Regions from separate parts of the Mus musculus genome. Here region 2 is linked to region 1. Evidence: chromatin contacts called from ENCODE Hi-C or POLR2A ChIA-PET data. All regions are on one chromosome and are shown on one strand. Each heading gives the region's core, a stretch centred on a gene start or an enhancer-like site at or near the end of the contact. The rest is flanking DNA. Distances are from core to core; before and after follow the strand shown. Region 1 has its middle 3.9 kb from the start of Gm30938. Region 2 overlaps Gm30984 (a long non-coding RNA gene).

What was found. Hi-C counts contacts between places; a loop is a spot of excess contacts on that map. ChIA-PET counts read pairs that join two places held with the same protein, here RNA polymerase II (POLR2A).
Region 2: a map of left cerebral cortex shows a loop between it and region 1 (2.3-fold over the local background). The contact joins two enhancer-like sites. A Hi-C loop is called at or near these places in 6 of 37 maps with a recorded cell type or tissue (gastrocnemius, heart and left cerebral cortex). POLR2A ChIA-PET finds 5 or more read pairs at or near these places in 4 of 5 experiments (Patski and embryonic stem cell).

What each region holds. Positions count from the first base shown.
Region 1 is chr17:87,476,368-87,480,648 of GRCm38, reverse strand. No RefSeq gene overlaps it. Among named protein-coding and RNA genes, the nearest start is that of Gm30938, 3.9 kb to the right of the region's middle. Within about 2 kb of position 1,877, at least 1 of the 3 ENCODE cell types and tissues checked has a DNase peak (open chromatin) inside an H3K27ac peak, as active enhancers do; it is gastrocnemius, where a contact is called at or near this core.
Region 2 is chr17:87,517,808-87,522,088 of GRCm38, reverse strand. All of the region lies in intron 1 of Gm30984 (a long non-coding RNA gene), which reads left to right. Among named protein-coding and RNA genes, the nearest start is that of Gm30984, 11 kb to the left of the region's middle. Within about 2 kb of position 2,442, at least 1 of the 3 ENCODE cell types and tissues checked has a DNase peak (open chromatin) inside an H3K27ac peak, as active enhancers do; it is gastrocnemius, where a contact is called at or near this core.

The DNA of each region.
Region 1 (4,281 bases), core at 628-3,127:
AAGTATGAGTCTTCCACACAGACATGTTCTCCCTTTCTTAGGAAGAGAGAAAATCTGGGTCATGTAGCTCAAATGTGTTCAACTTTATGAGAAATGGCCAGACTATTTAGCAAAGTGGTTGGACCTTTCTACGTCTCCAGCTATAGCATACAAGATGTTCAGTCACTCCCCAAATCTTTGATATAGAATTTAATTTTAGCCATTTTGGTAGGTTCACAGTAGCTTCTCATTAGCTTTTAATTTGCATTTTTTGTATCTAATGACTAGCTATGCAAAGGTCCTTTTGCGTGTCTATTTGCTGTCTTTGAACCCTACAGGAGATATTTGCCAAAAACTTTGGCTCAATTTTTAAAAACTGAGGTATTTTTCTTTTATTTTTAGTTTTGTTTATCATACTCATTCTTGTCGGGGTGTGTGCTCAGGTGTGTGTGCACATGTGTATGTCATGTGTGTGCCACCAATGCCACAGTGTGGGGGTAACGTAATGGTCAAAGGACAGCTCCTAGAGTAGTTCTCTTTTCCATGTGAGACCCCGTGGGCTCCGTGCATCCAGCTCGGATTGTAAAGCTTACATAGGAAATGCTTTACCCTCTGAGCCGTCCCACTAGATCAAAATTGGGTTACTTTTCTTATTGTTGAGTTGTAAGAACTCTTTATATATTCTAAGTTTTTTGTCAGTTTTCTAAGTTTTCTCATCTCTTTCACTTTTGAGTCTTTTGATGAACCAAGGTTTCCCTTTTTTTCTTTTCTTTTAAATTGAGGTGGGGTCTCTGCCTGTCCCTGACTGGCACAGAACTTTCTACACATACCAGACTGGCTTCAGAGTTGCAAAGAACCTTCTGCCCTTTTCTCCTGATGCTGAAATTACAAACATGAACCACTGTACCTGAAAGACTTACAGTTTGGGTGAAGTCTAATATGCTGAGGGGGTGGGGGTGTCCACAGTCATGCTTTTTTTCTTGGCAAATAACAGAACAAAAGATATTCTGGAATAGACATGTGCGTGTCTGTGTGTGTGTGTATGTAAAATATAGGTATCATAAATTCCACTATTTTAATATTTTGTTGTTGTTGTTTTGGGTTTTTGAGACAGAGTCTCTCTATGTAGACCTGGCTGTCCTGGAACTCACTCTGTAGACTAGCCTGGCCTCGAACTCAGAGATCCCCCCTGCCTCTGCCTCTGAAGTGCTACAGTTAAAGACATGCACCACCACCTCCCAGACTATTTTAAACATTTTTAAGTGTGTAGTTCAGTGGCATTAAGTATGGTATCATCATTACACTAAGAGTTTTCCCCCAAATTCAAGGAGGCTAATATTTTATCTTATGTTGTTTTCATAGTTTCAACATTTACAGATCAATTCTAATGAATCCTTCTGTTTAGGATGAGCAGTGGTTGAGGTTCATGTTGCACATAGTCAAACACTTCTTTGCCATTTGTTGACAGGATCCACCCCTTTCGACTGACCTGTCTTGATACTTTGAGCAAATATCTATTGGCTGGGATTTTTTTTTGCTTGCTTTCTGAGTTTACTTTTAGCTCCAACCTTCTGATTTCCGTATATTGTTTTCCTAGATAGATTCCCTTCCTCTCTCTCTACAGACCTAGCTTCCCCTCCCTACTGGCAGACAAAGTCCCAGAATTTGTTAGTTTGTTTTGGGCTTGAGGCCAGGGTCTCCCTCTGTAGCTCATACTGGCCTAGAAGTCTCTATGTAGTCCAGGCTGGCCTTGAACTCTCTATCCTCTTGCTCCAATGTCCTGAGGGGTGGGATAACAGAGGCGCATTAGCACGCCCGGCTTGCATTCAGATTCTACTGAAAGCCCTGTCTATCCCTTAGGCTGCATTTAGCCTTGCTCCAGCCTGGGCTCTGTGCCCAGCACCTGAGCCCATCTGCAGCTGGCAGTCTGATGCGATCAGAGGCCTGGAGGGAGAGAGCTGCATATGGTCCGCTCAACCCTTCCAGGGCAGGCTTCCCCAGCGTCTCACTCAGGAAACTCTGATCCTGGAGACCACAGAGCCAGCCCTTAACGCATTGGGAGCCCAGTTTTGAATTTCGTTAGCTCCAGGCATGAGATTCGACAGAAAAAATAATATTGGTGCATGAGAAAGCTGAACAAAACCACACCCAGCCTTGTGGACCAATATTCTTCCACATGGAGAGAAAAGCTTTTGTAGCATGGCTACTCAGGGGTAGCGCAACAAAGTCCAGGTATCCTGTGTGATTTAAGAACTGAGCAGGGCCAGCTCTATTTAATCATTGTGGATAATGGAGACAGCCTAGAAGGAGCCTCAGAGTGACTTCCTCATGCCATTTAGACTCCTCTCCTGTCTAGAAGTGGGCAAGCAGTCCCTGAGTTGTCTGGGTGTGTTGCTGTCCTTTGTACCTGTCAGAGTGGATAAAGAGACTATCACTCCTAGCTTAGGCAATAGAATCTGGGCTATTTTTCTAGCCGAGCCATCAGTCATAAGTCGGCTTTTGCCTTTGTAGGCCTACAGACTCAATCAGGAGTTAGACAGTCCCGGAGTCAGGAAGTTGTTCTGAGATTGTCTTGTCTGGCTAATTCAAGGTGACCTCGTTAACACTAACTTCTAACCAAGTTTCCTACCATTGTCAGAGGAAGCCAAACACCTTTTCCAGGAAATGCATGGGGGCTGCATCAAATGACAGAGTGCCAGGCTGGATGGGTGAGGAAGGGGTGGGTGGGGCGTGGACGAGCGCCGTCGTAACTCACCAGACACTCGGCCGTGGGTCGTGTTCTAGAAGAAAATAGACCGAGTGTCATCTCTTTCCCAGCTCCCTCTTGGGAACAGGAATAAATCAAAGAGGCTTATGCTGGAGCTTGCCTCTGACGTTCTCGGGCTCCGGGGACGTTCTTCTCTTCACAGGCTGTCACTTCCCCGACAATAAGATGCTGTAAGTAGCAGCTGGGAGAAAGCCTCCATTTCTCTGGGAGGTAATGAGGGAGAAATCTGACGGAAAGGCTGCTCGTGTTAAAGAATTGTTTTTCAAAATAAACATGGTTTTTAAAGTCTTGCTATGGAGGCCAGGATAGCCTTGGACAGGATACATCCTCAACTAATATGAATTGTAATGTAGACATCTGATATATGCAACTCCTAAAGGGGTTGCAACCCAGTTTGAGAACCACTGGGTTAGACGGTAAAGTTCCCAATTCCCATGTAAAGGTCAGGCATGGTACTGTGTACCTACAATCCCGGAGCTGGGGAGGTGAGTAGTCAGGCATGGTACTGTGCACCTACAATCCCGGAGCTGGGGAGGTGAGTAGTCAGGCATGGTACTGTGCACCTACAATCCCGGAGCTGGGGAGCTGAGTAGTCAGGCAAGGTACTGTGCACCTACAATCCCGGAGCTGGGGAGGTGAGTAGTCAGGCATGGTACTGTGCACCTACAATCCCGGAGCTGGGGAGGTGAGTAGTCAGGCATGGTACTGTGCACCTACAATCCCGGAGCTGGGGAGCTGAGTAGTCAGGCATGGTACTGTGCACCTACAATCCCGGAGCTGGGGAGCTGAGTAGTCAGGCATGGTACTGTGTACCTACAATCCCGGAGCTGGGGAGGTGGAGTAGAAGGATTCCAGGGCTTGCTGGGCAGCCGGTCTAATCAAATGGACATGATTCTCTGCTTCCATATGCATATGCATCAGTGTGTGTGTGTGTGTGTGTGTGTGTGTGTGTGTGTGTGTGTACCTGCACACAGATGTACCTGCACACACAGGCACACACACTCTAAACAAATTAGTGGTTTTGCTTGGTTGGTTTGGTTTTTGCAGGGTTTCTCTATGTAGCCCTGGCTGTCCTGGAACTCACTCTGTAGACCAGGCTGGCCTCGAACTCAGAGATCTGCCTGCCTCTGCCTCCTGAGTGTTGGAGTTAGAGACATGCACCACCACTGCCCAGTGTATATTTTTTCTTTTTAATTTTTTTAATGAGATATTGTAACACCTGTCTCATCAGCATAGATATTTTTCCTCTTTAAAAATTTCTCTTTATTTACTTTGTGCTGTGAATGCTTTGTTTGAATAAAGGGGTGTACACTTTGCATGCCTGTGGGATCCCAAGAACGTGGATAATGATGGTCGTGAGCCATTATGTGGGTATTGGGAACCGAACCCAGGTCCTTTGCAAGAGCAACAAGTTTCTTGTTTGTGTTTGATTTTGGGGGCTTTCATTGTGTAGCTTAGACTGGCTTGGGACTTTCTACTTTGCTCAGAGTGGTGTCAAACTCTCAGCCTTCCTGCCTCAGGTTTAGATAGTTAGA
Region 2 (4,281 bases), core at 1,193-3,692, 41 kb before region 1:
GTTCCTTTTAATAGCTTCTTCCCAAGTGCTCAGCCAGGGACATCTGCTGCGCTGTGGCTGCACCTTCAGGGAGGAATATTTTTAACAGCACCATGCCACAAAGGGAAACTTCTGAAGGCCAGATGAAAACGGCCTCTGTGTTCCTGCCCAAGGCCCAGGTAGGGCCTGCCACTCTCCGTGGCGCACCTTCTGCCCATCCCCCAGCAGAGGCAGGCTCTTCTACACAGCCAAGCAGGCACAGGGCTGTTTTTTTCTCTCCTCTCTCTCTCTCTTTTCAGTTTTCACAGGTTAATTTAACAGCCCAGGCTGCCCCACCCAGCTTTCTTCTCAAGCCGGGTTTTTAAACTAACCACCAGGGGCAGAGGAACTCTTGAGCCCCCCTCCCCACTCTCCTCATGTCTTCTCTGGAGCCCAGCCCCTCTAGGCCACGTGATCTTACCTTGTTGTAGCTGAGGGTCCCCATTCAGGCAGTTATGTCAGAGGAGGAAAGAAACATAAAAGCTAGGAACTAAAGGACTTAGTGCTTTAATAAATTGGCTTACTAGGAAGATCATGGGCCGATGGACTGGGGATGTGCCTTCATTTTGTCTTGATTTTATTTTTCAGACAGGGTTCTACTACGTAGTTGTGGCTGTCCATGTAGACCAGACTGGCATGGAGCTCACAGAGGCCCCCCTGCCTCTGCCTCACCAGGGATAGGGTTCGAGGCACATGCTACTGTGCAGTTTATTTTTTTAGGACAAGGTCTTGCTATGCACCACAAGCTGGTTTTGAACTATCAATCCTCCCTTCGGAGTGTTGGGATTTCAGGAGTTTGCCACCATGCCTAAGGGTAGAAGAATGTGTCTTGAGAAGTCTTAGGATCAACAGTAAAAGTACAGGTAGCTGGAGAGATGGGCTACTCTGGATCGTCTCTTAGACCAGATGCTGGAGGCCCAGAGAGGACGAGACACTTGCTCAGGGACTGGGGTCTTCGCAGCATTCAGACTCCACCAGTTTCAGCCACATGCTTCACCAGTTCATCCTAACGTCCTGGCAGACCCTTGGTAGAACCGTGACCTGATTCTGTGGGAAGCTAATTTTATTTGAGACAGGAATACCTGCAGTGCATTGGGGAACACCCAAGCTGATGATCCCCAGTCCCAGATGCCCACATGCCCTTCAGGAGGGAGCAGCTACAGGATGAATGAGCTGAGTTGTGTTGCTGAGGAGACCCCTACCCACCCACTGATTAGTTTAAAGATAGCTTCCCTTCCTCCTCCTCCTCTCCCTCCTCCTCCTCCTTCTCCTCTCCCTCCTCCTCCTCTCCCTCCTCCTCCTTCTCCTCTTCTGCCTCCTCCTTCTCCTCTCCCTCCTCCTCCTCCTCCCCCTCCTCCTCCTTCTCCTCTCCCTCCTCCTCCTTCTCCTCTCCCTCCTCCTCCTTCTCCTCTCCCGCCTCCTCCTTCTACTTCTTCTTTGTTGTTGTTGTTTTGTTTTGTTTTTCCGAGACAGGGTTTCTCTGTATAGTCCTGGCTGTCCTGGAACTCACTTTGTAGACTAGGCTGGCCTCGAACTCAGAAATCCGCCTGCCTCTGCCTCCCAAGTGCTGGGATTAAAGGTGTGCACCACCACTGCCCAGCCCTTCTTCTACTTCTCCTTCTCCTCCTCCTTCTGTTCTCCCTCTTCCTCTTCCTCCTCCTCCTCTTCTCCTCCTCCTCCTCCTCTTCCTCCTTTTCTCCTTCCTCCTCCTCCCCCTCTTCCTCCTCTTTCTTCTACTTCTCTCCTCCTCCTCTTACTCCTCCTCCTCCTCCTCCTTCTTCTTCTCTCCTTCTCCTCCTCCCCCTGCTCCCCCTGGTCCCCCTCCTCCTCCCCCTCTCCTGAGGTTTTAATGTATTCTAAGGGCTGTGGAGCTAAGGGTAGGAGCTGCTGCTTTATGACTTTATGTTCTGCTTCTGCTGAGAGACCTGTGGATATCTGACTCAACGTAGTTGGCTTCATTCCGTGCAGGTTGCTACCTCCCTGGCGATCACACGGTCATCATAGTCATTACTAGCACCCTCACCTTCAGCTCCCAAGGCTATACCACATATTCAAATCCTGGAGGTCTCAAACGGACTCACTTTGCCTCTGCCTTCACATGCACAGATCTTGGGTCAGATGGACCTTTGGAACCAAACCTGTTCACCTTGAAAGAGGGTGAGCCTATGGGACTTCCCCAAAGGAGCTCTAGGCTCCCCAGGACATTCCATTGCTCTACCTGGGTGGCATTTGGGTACTTCAAGTGCCAGGGCCTTGGTGACATGACCCAGCAGTCTCTTCTAACACTACAGGATCAGCAATTAAGCTCATACTTAACAGATATGGAGAAGGTTGGCGAGGACGTAAGTCCAAGTCTGCAGCAGGGCCAGCCCTGTGGTGAACTGGCTTCCGCTGCAGCCTTTGCCAAGGCCACGGCTCCAGTAATCAAATGGCTGTTCTGGTGACTGCTGCCTCTAAGTGCAAGTGCCAGCAGAGACAGCGGGTATCATAGCTCCTGGATCTGGGTTGGAGAATCTGTGAGTTCCCCCATGTGGGTGCTAGGAACTGAACTCAATTCTTCTGCAAGAGCGCCGAGTGCCGTTAGCTGCTGAGCCATCTCTCCAGGCTGTTCCGTAGGCATTTTGTTGTTTGTTTTCTAAACCCAGGATGCGTATGTACTACAGTTTTACCCTCCTGTCTCTACCTCCTGAGTGCTGGGATTGCAGGCCCCACCATTTACCTAGCATGGGGGATTGAACCCAGGACCTCATGCTCTCTGGACAAGCACTTTACCTGACTAAACGTCACCTGACTGTCTCCAGCCCAGGACAGTTCTTTTTTGGTTGGTTGGTTCTTGTACTTTTGAGACAGAAATCCCCATCTCACTGAGGAACACCTAAGCTGGAGGTCCCTGGACCCATGCAACCCAGGCTGGCCCCATGTCATTATGTAGGTGAGGGTGACCTTCGACTATTGCTCCTCCTCCTTCTGCCTTCCAAATACTGGAATCACAGACAGCCTTGTGCCACCGCACAATCTCTGCTTGTTTTTATTTTATATTTTTTTAAAACGTTTTTAATTCTTTAAAAAATATATTTATTTACTTTCTGTTTGTTTGTTTGTTTTTCCTGCAGGGTTTTACTGTATTGTTCAAGCTGGCCTTAATACCTCAGCTGTCCTGATCCTACCTCCTGTGTGCTGGAGTTATAAGTATGCCCATTGAAGCTCTTTTTAAAAAAAAATATTTATAAAATATATATACATCATACCATTTTCTGCCTGCATGTATGTCTGCAGGCTGGAAGAGGGCATCGGATCCCCACTGCAGATGGTTGTGAGCCACCATGTGGTTGCTGGGAATTGAACCCAGGACCTCTGGAAGAGCAGACATTGCTCTTAACCTCTGAGCCATCTCTCCAGCCCCGACAGTGAAGTTCTTGAGCTGTCCTTAGAATATATGTCTCTCAAGGATGATACTATAGTCATTATCTGCCCAAACTACAGTTCTGAGTGTGAGTGTACCAACTGGAAACAAAGCTGTCAGGCTGGTAGGTTTCATTCAGTCAGGATCTATCAATCTGGAAGCGTTCAGGTGAGGTGGGTACCGATGCCCATCTCCCTTTGATTTGTGCCAGGGCTGTGCTACACACTCAACTCCCTCAGAGAGCATAGTTAGTCATGACCCCTGCCTGAGAGAAACGTTTTCAAGCATTCCTAATCTGATTTCATTTGTTCTTTACAGCAAGCAGCCCACAAATGGAGACAGAATTGCTTCCTGTGTCCATTTTATTGATTGATTGATTGATTGATTGATTGATTGATTTTTTTGGTTTTTCGAGACAGGGTTTCTCTGTGTAGCCCTGGCTGTCCTGGAACTCACACTGTAGACCAGGCTGGCCTTGAACTCAGAAATCCGCCTGCCTCTGCCTCCCGAGTGCTGGGATTAAAGGCGTGCGCCACCACTGCCCCCTGTGTCCATTTTAGAAGTAGGAACATGGAGGCTTACAGAAGCCTTCAGAAAGGGGAGACTGTTCAAAATTCAGCTCCCCTTTTCACTGTACTTAAACTAACCAGACAGCCCAAATCTTGTACCTGGGGCTCACCTGTGGCCATCTGGCCACACTCAGAACCTTTCCCTGCCCTGTTTGTCATTTCCCCACCACCTGCCTTCAGAGTGCATCTTCCTTAGACTGCCTTTCTTTTTATTCAAATATTATCTCGATTAATATTTAATGTAGCCCAGCTGCTATTCAATGGATTAATACCACATGCCCTCCCCTGTAC